4 separate regions of the Homo sapiens genome follow, and all the other regions are linked to region 1. Evidence: chromatin contacts called from ENCODE Hi-C or POLR2A ChIA-PET data. All regions are on one chromosome and are shown on one strand. The core of a region is the stretch at or near the end of the contact, and the rest is flanking DNA. Distances in the headings are between cores, read along the strand shown.

Region 1 (2,853 bases), core at 94-2,593:
CCCACACTCTGGGCCTTATTTTCCCTGTCTGTGAAATGGAGAGCAACAGGCAGTGCCACTGACATTTCACCCGCTGCCGTGAGGAGGTTTTTAACATTTGCAGGAAGTCTGGCTTCTATGGGGTGTCCAGGTGAAACCTTAACAATCTTTAATCAGCATTCTGATTGGCTTAAGGCTTGTTTGGAAAAAATTAAGAGTTTTGTTCCTAGAGTTCTCCATTGCTAAAGGGTAATTAAGTCCAAAAGCTGTTTTCAAAGCGATTTCCAAGCTCAAGGGCCCTAGATATCTGGACCTAGCCGTGTCCGGGTACAGGGCTGGGGGGCGTGGGGGGATGCCCTAAGAGGCTGGTTAACAGAAATATCACAGTATGTGGTACCCACAGCAGAGAGCAGGGAAGAATGTACTGACTGGGGTGGGGGAGGCCAAGGAAAACCTTCTGGAGTAGGGTGTAACTGGCAGAAGAGGAAAAAGAAACCAGACAGGAACTCCGGGAGCTCCTGGACTGATCGTTTAAGGCCGGGCACAAGGGGTAAGGGATCAGGCTTCACTATCGACCGACCTGGGCTGAATGATACCGGTTGACTGTGTGACAAAAGCAAATCAAGAACCTCTCTGCGGCTCATGAGTAAGCCAGAGACTTACATAGGACAACACATACCCTATCACCCGAGGATGAGACGGGATGACACACACGAAGTGCCCCGCACAGCGTCGTTGTAAAGCGTTGGCTGTTTTCACCTCTGGCCGCCCCCTGTGAGCCCGATCATGTGCTTTTTGGGCTTAGGTCGGAGGCGGCCTCCCAGATTCTACAGGCCATTGAGGTCGTAACAAGCGTCTCCATCAGAGCCTAGTCCTTAACTAGCTGCGGGTAAGTGCCCGGACTAAGTGGCCTCAGTTTCCCCTCGAAGCAACGGGACCAATCGCACCGCCGGCAGGACATCTTGTGCGGGGCGCGAAGTGACAAAAGTCAGGATTTGCAGAAGTTCCCACTCGGTAACGACCCCCACCCCGGCAAGGAGCACAGTAGGCGCTCCGGAAACGCCCTCCACGAGGAGGGCCGGGCCACTTCCTGCCCCCGAGCGGGCTCTCCCCGGCGGAGGCTCCCACCGCCGCTATGGGTAGGCCATGCAGCATTCCTGAGGGCGGGGTGGGCGCAGGAAGAAGGTGCCCGCGGCCCCGCCCCCTCCGGGCGCGCTGGGCGGGGCGAAGCCCCTCGGCGCCGACGGCCCGCCCCGCGGGGGGTGGGCGCAGCTCGTCGCGCTCCGCACAAAGTTTGTTTTCTCCCTCCGGGCGGGTGGGGGAGGGCGCAGAGGGCGCGGGGGGAGGAGAGGGGATCTGACGTCAGGCCGCGAGGTGCTTTCCAGCCGCGAGCTGTCAGGCCGAGTGTCAGGCCGGGCAGGTACGCGGCGCGCGCCCCCGGCGCCCCCCGCTCCCCGCCGGGACGCCCCGCGCCGAGCCGGAGGCCGCGTGGACCCGAAAGCCGCTGGGAAAAGTCAGTGCAGGGAGCAGCAGAGGGCCAGATGGGGGTGGGGGCGCGCGGACAACTTGGAAAGTTTCTTTTTCTCGGCCGGACGGGGAGGGGGCGTCGTCCTGGCGCGTGCGGTAGGGGGTGTGTGAGCTCGGGGGTGTTTGTGAGTCCCGACGGCCCCCGGGGGGTGTTTGTGAGTCCCGACGGCGCTGCGCTCCGGGGGCCGGTGGGGGACTGTTCCAGCCCCCGGGAGGAAGCCCGCTTGGGGCCCTGGTGGGGGGCCCAGCTTCATAGGATCCCACCCCAGGAGAGGGCCGATCCTGCACCGGACCTGAGTGAGCGCGCGGGGGGACGGATTTGTTTGGTTTCAAAAGTGCACGTTGCTAACCGCCAGCAGGGCCCCCCCGCCGCCGAGCCGGACAGGGGGCGGCCGAGAGTGACAGCTGGGGGTGGGGGCCGCGGGAAGGGCCCGGAGCGGGGGGGCCCTGGGGAGCCCGCGCGAGTTCCCCTTTCCTTTGGAACAAAGGAAAGTCTGTCTCCGAGGCATCTGTCACTCCCAGGCTGGCCAAGGAAGCGGGGCGCGTGGGGCCGGCGCCCCGGAGAAAGTTTGTTCGCGCCGGGACCCTCGGGCAGGCCGAAGGTGATCCAAGCCTCCCGCGGGAGAAGCGCGTAGTCTCCGGGGCAGGGGGCGGCCAACATGGAGTCTGGGCGCAGGGCTGGGGGGGGGGGGGCGGCGCGGAGGTGGGAGCCCAGCCCCCTCCCCTCCCTTCCCCTCCCCTCCCCCTCCGGGCCCAGTTCGGAGCACAAAGCCGAGCGCGCACGCTCCGCCGTCCCCGCGCCCCGAAGAGTCGGCCAGCCCCGAACTGCCGGAGTAGGGGTGGGAACCAAACTTTTTCCTGCCCCGGGACAGACACGTGAGTTTTCTTTCTTCCAGAGCCCCCGTCCCACCGGGATGGCGGGCCCGCGCGGGAGCTGGTGCGCGGAGTCGGCCCGGGGTGTGGGGACTGTGGGGTGCAAGCGCCCCGAGCGCCGGACGATTCCTCGCCGACCCAGGAGCCATGTGCTCCGACTCGGTCTGGGCCGCGGGGGAGGTTGCGCGCTTTGTCTGAACTGCTGGGAATGCGGGCGTGAGTGCGCGGCCCGGGGGAGTGTCGGGACCAGCTAGGGGAGTTGTCAGAAAGTTCGTGCGGGAGTGGCTGCAGGTGGCGTCGTGGGAGTCTGTAGGAGGGTGTACGGGATGTTGTGTCGAGGGGTTGCTGCCACAGGTCACTGAGGGTAGAACTGATTGTTAGTGTGATGACGCCTGGAGTTTTCCCTGTCGGAGAGATCGGGGGTGGCCGGGTCGGTTGGAGTTCGTGGGTGGGCGGGTACAGAAGTTGGGCTAG
Region 2 (2,853 bases), core at 229-2,728, 500 kb after region 1:
GCCGCAGGGTCCTCTGCCTAGGAAAACCAGAGACCTTTGTTCACTTGTTTATCTGCTGACCTTCCCTCCACTATTGTCCTATGACCCTGCCAAATCCCCCTCTGTGAGAAACACCCGAGAATTATCAATAAAAAATAAATAAATTTAAAAAAAAAAACATAAAATAAAATAAAATTAGTTTGAGGGAAAACAGAAGTCTCCCAAATGGAAAGACAATTCCATTTTCCAAATGGGAATTTGATTACAAAGCACCAGATTGTTACAGGTTAGGAGTAAAATTCAAGAGTTTGAGTTCCAATGTGTGGTTCCACAACCAAAAGTAAAGAAGGTAGCACATACTCAGAAAAAAACTTAATAGTTCTGGTGCCCAGGTTGGAGTGCAGTGGCACCACCTTGGTTTACTGCAACTTCCACCTCCTGTGTTCAAGCAAGCCACCGTGCCCAGGCCAATTCTGGGTACATTTTTTTATGTCCCTATGTTAACGTGGTCTTAGATAGAAAACTTGTCATGTCAAAGCTCACTTAATTAAAGGTCTAGCAATATATACAGAATAATACTTGTAATTTTTTTTTTTTGAGATGGAGTCTCAGTCTGTCACCCAGGCTGGAGTGCAGTGGCATGATCTTGGCTCACTGCAACCTCTGCATCCCAGCTTCAAGCAATTTTCCTGCCTCTACCTCCTGACAGCTGGGACTACAGGTGCACACCACCATGCCTAGCTAATTTTTGTATTTTTAGTAGAGACAAGGTTTCACCATGTTTGCCAGGATGGTCTTGAACTCCTGACCTCAGATGATCCACCTGCCTCGGCCTCCCAAAGTGCTGGGATTACAGGCATGAACCACTGCACTCGGCCCTATGTTCTGATTATTTCATGTAGATTGGAAAGGCTTACTTGAGTCCATTTCGCCTGGCCAATACTTATAATTTCTTTTTAAGGTGACAGAAGACATTAATAGCAAATCATCCAAAGCTATTTAATGTGGTTTGGATGTTTTGTCCCCTCCAAATCTCATGTTGCAATGTAATTTCCTTGGCTGGGCATGGTAGCTCATGCCTGTAATCCCAACACTTTGGGAGGGTGAGGCTGGAGGATCACCTGAGCCCACCAGTTTGAGACCAGCTTGGGCAACACAGTGAGATCTCGTCTCTACAAAAAATTTAAAAGTTAGCAAAGCATGGTGGTGTGTGACTGTGGGCCCAGCTACTCAGGAAGCTGAGGCAGGAGGATCACTTGAGCCTGAGGGGTTGAAGCTGCAGTGAGTCATGAACATGCTACTGCCTGGGCAAGAGAGTGAAAGCCCGTCTCAAAAAAATAAAAAAGAAACGTGACCTCCAATGTTGGAGGTGGGCCTAGTGGGAGGTGTTTGGGTCATGGGAGCAGATCCCTCATGAATGGCTTGGTGCTCTCCTCATGGTAGTGAGTTTAGTTGTCACTCACCTGAGATCTGGCTGTTTAAAAGTGTGGCACTTCCCACCCTCAATTGCTCCTGCTCTCATCATGTGATGTGCCTCCTCCCCCTTCACCTACCGTGACTGTAAACTTCCTGAGGCCCTCACCAGGAGCAGATGCCAGCCCCATGCTTCCTATACGGCCTGCAGAACCCTGGGCCAAATAAATCTCTTTTTTTAAATAAGTCACCCAACCTCAGGTATTCCTTCATAGCAACGTAAAACGTCCTAATACAGCATTCAAACTCTGGACATGCTGATATAATCTGAGACTCTTAAGGACCTCATTAAAAGATTCTTACCAACAGCAGCAAAAAATTTGTCAGATTACTAAATATTTTTTGGCTTACAAAAAATTATGCTCCCTTACAGAGGACTTTAAAAATTTTGTTTTTTGGCCGGGTGCAGTGGCTCACGCCTGTAATCCCAGCACTTTGGGAGTCCGAGGCAGGTGGACAACCTGAGGTCAGGAGCTCGAGACCAGCCTGACCAACATGGAGAAACCCTGTCTCTACTAAAAATACAAAATTAGCCGGGCGTGGTGGCACATGCCTGTAGTCCCAGCTACTCCGGAGGCTGAGGCAGGAGAATTGCTTGAACCCGGGAGGTGGAAGTTGCGGGGAGGTGGAAGTTGCGGGGAGGCGGAAGTTGCGGTGAGCTGAGATCGCACCATTGCACTCCAGCCTGGGCAACGAGAGCGAAACTCCGTCTTAAAAAAAAAAGACTGTTTTTATTTTTGGATGATCACATTTTGCATGTGAAACCCTCTGCTTTGAGGACATTTCCACTTTTGAGCCTTGTCTACCACTAAACAGATCAGCTTTACTGGAAGCTAGGATGAAGGCATATAATCTGATATCCTTTATCAGATACATCTGCTTGAGATTTTGAATCTGAAGCTGCTGGTGCAGAGAAGTGAAGAAGTGGTGAATTCTTAGAGCAGGATCAATCTCCTGGGGCAAATAAAGTGGCAATGTCCAGGGACAGCATTGCTAGCCATGCAAACTATGTCCCTGCTAGATGGATTCTGTGATATGCTCTTTGGCTGTGTGGCCAGCATCCTTTTGTTCCTGGCCTTTTCTAAGCGTAGTTTTCTTAAGTCATCCTAAAGATTTTATCACCTATCCAATACTTCTTTTAGGTCAGGCAAAGTTGGTAAGTGATATCTCTTATTTTTTTGAGATAGGGTCCCGCTCTGTCACTCAGGCTGCAGTACAGTGGCATGATTGTGGCTCACTGCGGGCTTGACTTCCTGGGCTCAAGCAATCGATCCTCCCGCTCCAGCCTCCCAAGTAGCTGGGACCACAGGTATGTGCCCCCACACCCAGCTAATTTTAAAATGTTTTTTAGAGACAGGGGTATCACTTTTTGTTGCCTAGACTGATACTTGCTTTTTATAA
Region 3 (2,853 bases), core at 204-2,703, 480 kb before region 1:
GCAGGAGGAGGCTCCTCAGGAGACACAGCCTAGCTTGGGTTCTGTGTCTTCCTGGATTAGGTTTGTACTGGAATGAGAAGAGGAAAAGTATTGAAAGAGGAATCCAAATATCTGCGTCCATGCCTTGTTATGTGACTGAGGGCCAATCACTTTCCCCTTTTGGCACGTGTCCATCTCTGTAAAATGAAGGTATTGGGATGGGTGGCACACTTAGTAGTGGTTACTAGCACTGGCTCTACAGTCATTCGGGGCTTGCCATGTACTAGCTGGGGGGACTAGGGCAAGTGATTCCATTTCCTCATTTCCTTACTTGTAAAACAGGACCAGTACTAGTATCTGTTTCACAGGATTGTTTTGATAATTAAATGAGATAACATCCTTGGAATGCTTAGCATAATGTGAGTGCATAAGAAACATTTGATAAATGTCAACTATTATGACCATTATTGCTACTCCACAATTCAGCTCAACATTCTTGAAGGCCTTTGTATTGGGCCCTAGGCCTACAAAAACAGAAATGAATCCAGCAGTATTCACAGGTTGGGGGTGGGAGCAGACATGTAAAGATGCAATACCACCGCAAGGACAATGTACAAGCTGCCAGGGTGTGGCTGTTTATGGAGGAAAAGGCTTCCTGGAGGACAGAGATGGTGTTTGGGCTGGATTTTACCGTCTGGGTATTTGAAATAGCATGTGCAAAGGCAGAACGGCTTCTTAGGGGAACCCCAAATAGTTCCACATGGTTGGAATAGGAGGTGGTGAGTGGCAGGGATGAGGGTGGAGGAGTGAATGACTGGAGATAAAGCTGAGAGGAAGATTAGGGACAGATCTGGTGCAGGCCAAAGAGCCTGAGCAAGTCCTGCAGACGGCAGGGAGCTGGGGAAGAGGAGTAAGCCAACCAGGAAGGATCAGATTTGCATTTCAAAAACACAGCTCTCCAGGTGGTGACAGAGGATGGTTGGTCTGGGAGGAAGGGAAGGACTGTTGACCTGGAGACCTGGGCACAGAGGCTGCTAAACAAGCTCAATGGGAGGCCCCACTGGGGTGGATAGATACCTAGAACAGGCTGTTCTAGGAAGCTTTTTCCTCTGTAAGCCTGTCTTCAGCCTGGTTTCACGACAGCCTGGCCCTGGAAGGTGCAGGAGAGGTGAGAGTGACTTCTCATGAGGAGCCTCTGGGTCCTCTTTAACCTCTAAAGCTGCCTAATGAGTGGGAATCTGAAAAACAGAGTTTGAGGGTCCTAGGTCTGCTACTCAAAGGATGCACAGTGTATTAACTTCCTAGGGGTGCTGTCATGAAGCACGCAAACCAGGTAGCTTTGAACCACAGACATTTACTCCCCCACTTGTGGAGGCTAGAAGTCTGAAATCCAGGTGTCAGCAAGGTTGGCTCCTTCTGGAGGCTCTGGGGCAATCTGTTTCCTGCCTTTCTCCTAGCTTCTGGTGGTTGCCAGCAATCTTTGGCATTTCTTGGCTTGCAGCTGCATCTGCCTCTGTCGTCACGTGGCTTTCTCTCTGTTTCATTTCCTCTTCTAAGGACACCAGTCATATGGGATTTAGAACCCACCCTAGTCCAGTATGACCTCATTTGAACTTGAGTAATTGCATCTGCAAAGACCCTGTTTCCAAATATGGTCACATTATGAAGTTTTAGGTAGACATAAATTTGGGTTGGGAGGGGACACTGTTCAACCCAATACATGCAGGAAGTTGGGGAGGAGTGCATGCCTTTTAGTTCCACAGGGCTACATCCAAATTTAGGCTTTGCAGTGGAGCCTCTATGAAATGGAGACAGTAGGCCAGGCATGGTTGCTCACGCCTGTAATCCCAGCACTTTGGGAGGCCGAGGTGGGCAGATCATCTGATCAGATTTGTATTTCAAATTTGAGTGATCTGAGGCGGATTATTCCTGAGGTCAGGAGTTTGAGACCAGCCTGGCCAACATGGTGAAACGCTGTCTCTACTAAAAATACAAAAATTAGCCAGGCGTGGTGGCGGGCACCTGTAATCCCAGCTACTCGGGAGGCTGAGACAGGAGAATTGCTTGAACCTGGGAGGCGGACATTGCAGTGAGCTGAGATTGTGCCACTGCACTCTAGCCTGGGTGACAGAGCAAGACTCCGTCTCGAAAAAACAAAACAAAACAAAACAAAGAAATGGGACAGTAGCACCTACAGTAGTGTCATGGTCATGAGACTTGATCAAAATAACAGATATGAGCATGCCTAATGAGGTAGTACACAGTAGGCACTCAATACCTACTTCCTTTCCAGCTCTCCCTTCTCTGCACTTAGGAGCTTGGACAAGTCACCTAATCTTGCTTTACTTTCCTCATCTATCAAATGTGAATAATCATCATCCAGCCCTGCCTACTTCACCAAATTGCGATCCCAGGAGATAATGAGAAAGCTCTTTGTAAATTGCTTAAGGGCTTGTAGCTGTGATTTTTAATTATAATAATAATCATCATAATAACCCTTGGCCATTGTCATATCCGCTGCATTCTCCTCAGAGCCCAGCCCAGCCCAGCCCGCTCCTCTCCTGAGACAGGTCCTCTTTGCCTGTTTGTGCTCAGAGGCATCCCATGAAGTGTCGCCTCTGTCTGAGTTGGGAGGACCTTAGAGATGGTCCTTGCCGTTGCCCTTATTAGCCTGAGGAGGGAAACATGCTCAGGGAGAAAAAGTGACACCCGCAAAGTCACACAGCTGGTCAGTGGTAATTGGAACACCTTATCTGTGGCTCCTGTCTTCAGTCTGAACAGTGCTTTTTCCCTAGTTGCAACTTTAGGCCCAGAAGCAGGAGCTCAGGGCAGATAGAGGCCTGGAGTGGGCTCTGCATATGTTCCAGAGGTGAG
Region 4 (2,853 bases), core at 139-2,638, 270 kb after region 1:
GCTTCCAGCTGTTCCTCACTTCTCCTTTGTAATCATTATTAGCAAATTTGCAATTCTATGTTTAATAGTTTGTCTCCCAGCCAAACCATGAGTGCCTGGAGGCAACCCCATTTGGCCTAGCAGGTGGTAGCCTCCCAACAAATATTAACTGAATGGATGCATGCATGTTTAGTCAGGTCAAAAACAACAAAAAAGACATACGAATGTGCAACAATCATTAGATACTAAGTGTAAGGGGGAGGGAAGTAGAATTACGCAGAAGAAATGCATAATTATTATGTCTCATACAAATGTGAAAACCTAGTCACAAATGGGAATGATAATACCTACTCTTAATGTGACCGAATGATTTAAATAAGATTGTATACTAAGAAGGGAAACTGGCCAGGTGCGGTGGCTCACGCCTGTAATCCCAGCGCTTTGGGAGGCCAAGGCGGTCAGATCGCCTGAGGCCAGGAGTTCAAGACCAGCCTGGCCAACATGGTGAAATCCCGTCTCTACTAAAAATACAAAAATTAGCCAGGCATGGTGGTGGGCACCTGTAATCCCAGCTACTCGGGAGGCTGAAGCAGGAGAATCATTTGAACCTGGGAGGCAGAGGTTGCAGTGACCCAAGATCATACCACTGCACTCCAGCCTGGGCAGCAGAGCGAGCCTCTGTCTCACAAAATAAAAAAAAAGAGAAACAGAGTCACCAGGGATGAATGACCTGCTAAAGGCATCCCTGAGGAGCCAGGGGAAGCACCGAGGATGGCAGTGATGGAAGCAGGGGTGGGGGGTCCAAGGGGCAAGAAGGCCTCTGTGGGCCCTGGAGAGGGCAGATCTGGAGAGCCGGATTCCTCAGCTCTCCCTACCCGTCTTTCCCCAAAGAAAACGGAAAGGAAGGGACTGGGAAGTGGGGTCTCGTATTCCTCCCTCCTCATGCTGCCACTGGGAGGAGGGAGTGTCCACTCTGCTCCCGTCAGAGGGACACCTCTGGCTTCTGTCCGAGCACCCCTCACCACACCCTCGCTGGGGCTGGGAGGAAGGGGGATCTGATTTTGTGCCTGTGAAAGGAACAAACATGGGGTTCTCTCTCTTCACTCCTGCCTGCCCAGATGGGGAGGACTGCTCTGCTCTTCCAATGGTCAGCCTGGTAGGATGGCTCCCTGTGAGGAAGGGGGTACGACTGGGGTTGCCAGCGCCCCCTGAGGCTGGATGGATTTAACTCAGAGTCAGGGTTAGGGAGCCCTGCCCTCCAGGCCAGTTCTCACAAGCTCGAGAGGTTTTCCTGCCCATCGGTTTGACTCCTGGGGCTGCAGAGAACAGTCACTTTGCCAGCCCCCCACCCCCACCTCCACCCTCATAGACTCACCACCCCACCAGCATACCACGTGGACAGAACCAGAGTGGAGAGGAGGAAGTGGAACAGTAAATGATCACACCAGTTAAAAAAATGAGGAAGTGAAGGATCCACGCGCTGTTTCAGGCAGCCGGTGAAGGAAGCATGAAGGAAAGATCACTCAGGAAGTGCAAGCCGGTAGGCTAGGCCAGCCTCCAGATGGATCTGTGTTCAAATCCTAGCCATGCCGGTTACCAGCACCTCACTTATTATCTCTAGAAAGTTAAAATGACAGGATATGGTGATGGAAAGAATAGGAGGGTCTAAGTGGACCCCAAGCTCAGGTTGAACCAAGGGGAAATGCACACAACCCTATGATGCTGGGCTACATTAACAAATGCATGACATTTAGATCATGGGAGGTAACATCTCTTACACAAGATCACACCCAGAGCACTAGAGTCATTTTTGGAAATCATTTTTTTTAACTTTTAAATGACTGATTTTCTTATTTATAAAACAGGCCAGGTCGGGCACGATGGCTCACGCCTGTAATCCCAGCACTTTGGGAGGCCAAGGCCGGCAGATCACGATGTCAGGAGTTTGAGACCAGCCTGGCCAACATGGTGAAACCCCATCTCTACTAAAAATATAAGAATTAGCCGGGCGTGGTGGTGCACGCCTGTAATCCCAGCTATTCAGGAGGCTGAGGCAGGAGAATTGCTTGAACCCAGGAGGCGGAGGTTGCAGTGAGCTGAGATCATGCCACTGCACTCCAGCCTGGGTAACAGAGCGAGACTCTGTCTCAGAAAAAAATAAAATAAAATAAAATAAAATAAAGCACTGGCAGGGCACAGTGGCTCACCCCTGTAACCCCAGCACTCTGAGAGGCTGAGGCAGGAGGATCACTTGAGCCCAGGAGTTGAAGACCAGCCTGGGCAACACAGTAAGACCTCATCTCTACAAAAAAAAAATAATAATAATAATAATAATAACAACAATAATAATAATGTATTACATCCAAATAGGCCGTGACTTTAAAAATGGCTATCATTGGCCAGGTGCGGTGGCTCATGCCTGTAATCCCAGCACTTTGGGAGGCTGAGGTGGATGGATTACCTGGTCTGGTAGTGCACCTGTGGCCCCAGCTACTTGGGAGGCTGGGGTGGGAGGATTGTTTGAGCCCAGGAGGTTGGGGTTCTGTTGAACTATGATTGCACCACTGCACTCCAGCCTGGGTAACAGAGCAAGAACCTGTCTCTAAAAGTAAAACATGATCATAGAGACAGTTTTGAAAATAGAGAAAACAGGCCAGGTGCAGTGGCTCACGCCTGTAATCCCAGCACTATGGGGAGACCGAGGCGGGCGGACCATTTGAGGTCAGGAGTTCGAGACCAGCCTGGGCAACTTGGTGAAACCCTGTCTTTACTAAAAATATAAAATTAGCCAGGCATGGTGGCAGGTGCCTGTAATACCAGCTACTAAGGCAGGAGAATTGCTTGAACCCAGGAGATGGACATTGCAGTGAGCTG

The links. Hi-C counts contacts between places; a loop is a spot of excess contacts on that map. ChIA-PET counts read pairs that join two places held with the same protein, here RNA polymerase II (POLR2A). Pooled maps may share reads with other maps.
Region 2: a pooled map shows a loop between it and region 1 (3-fold over the local background). The contact joins the enhancer-like site here to the promoter of TGIF2 in region 1. A Hi-C loop is called at or near these places in 1 of 50 pooled maps. POLR2A ChIA-PET finds 5 or more read pairs at or near these places in 2 of 52 experiments (Caco-2 and activated T-cell).
Region 3: a pooled map shows a loop between it and region 1 (4-fold over the local background). The contact joins the enhancer-like site here to the promoter of TGIF2 in region 1. A Hi-C loop is called at or near these places in 1 of 37 single-sample maps with no recorded cell type and 1 of 50 pooled maps. POLR2A ChIA-PET finds 5 or more read pairs at or near these places in 2 of 52 experiments (Caco-2 and HCT116).
Region 4: a loop to region 1 is called in a pooled map, with 10 times the contacts of the local background. The contact joins the enhancer-like site here to the promoter of TGIF2 in region 1. A Hi-C loop is called at or near these places in 2 of 37 single-sample maps with no recorded cell type and 8 of 50 pooled maps. POLR2A ChIA-PET finds 5 or more read pairs at or near these places in 14 of 52 experiments (B cell, BJ, GM10248 and 9 more).

Annotation. Positions count from the first base shown.
Region 1 is chr20:36,572,254-36,575,106 of GRCh38, forward strand. TGIF2 (TGFB induced factor homeobox 2) reads left to right here and starts at 1,344. Exons shown (of 3, transcript NM_021809.7): 1 at 1,344-1,492. It overlaps TGIF2-RAB5IF (TGIF2-RAB5IF readthrough), which reads left to right and starts at 2,262. Exons shown (of 5, transcript NM_001199535.2): 1 at 2,262-2,382. It overlaps DLGAP4-AS1 (DLGAP4 antisense RNA 1), which reads right to left and starts at 1,022. Exons shown (of 5, transcript NR_109939.1): 1 at 659-1,022. RefSeq lists an enhancer at 461-520 and silencers at 1,021-1,340, 1,371-1,460, 1,531-1,700.
Region 2 is chr20:37,070,338-37,073,190 of GRCh38, forward strand. The region is part of intron 2 of RBL1 (RB transcriptional corepressor like 1); the gene reads right to left. Among named protein-coding and RNA genes, the nearest start is that of RBL1, 24 kb to the right of the region's middle. Within about 2 kb of position 1,479, at least 5 of the 41 ENCODE cell types and tissues checked have a DNase peak (open chromatin) inside an H3K27ac peak, as active enhancers do.
Region 3 is chr20:36,097,043-36,099,895 of GRCh38, forward strand. It overlaps a transcript of EPB41L1 not described here. Among named protein-coding and RNA genes, the nearest start is that of NORAD, 48 kb to the left of the region's middle. RefSeq lists an enhancer at 686-1,194. Within about 2 kb of position 1,454, at least 17 of the 41 ENCODE cell types and tissues checked have a DNase peak (open chromatin) inside an H3K27ac peak, as active enhancers do.
Region 4 is chr20:36,842,108-36,844,960 of GRCh38, forward strand. All of the region lies in intron 1 of MTCL2 (microtubule crosslinking factor 2), which reads right to left. Among named protein-coding and RNA genes, the nearest start is that of MTCL2, 20 kb to the right of the region's middle. Within about 2 kb of position 1,389, at least 17 of the 41 ENCODE cell types and tissues checked have a DNase peak (open chromatin) inside an H3K27ac peak, as active enhancers do; they include B cell, where a contact is called at or near this core.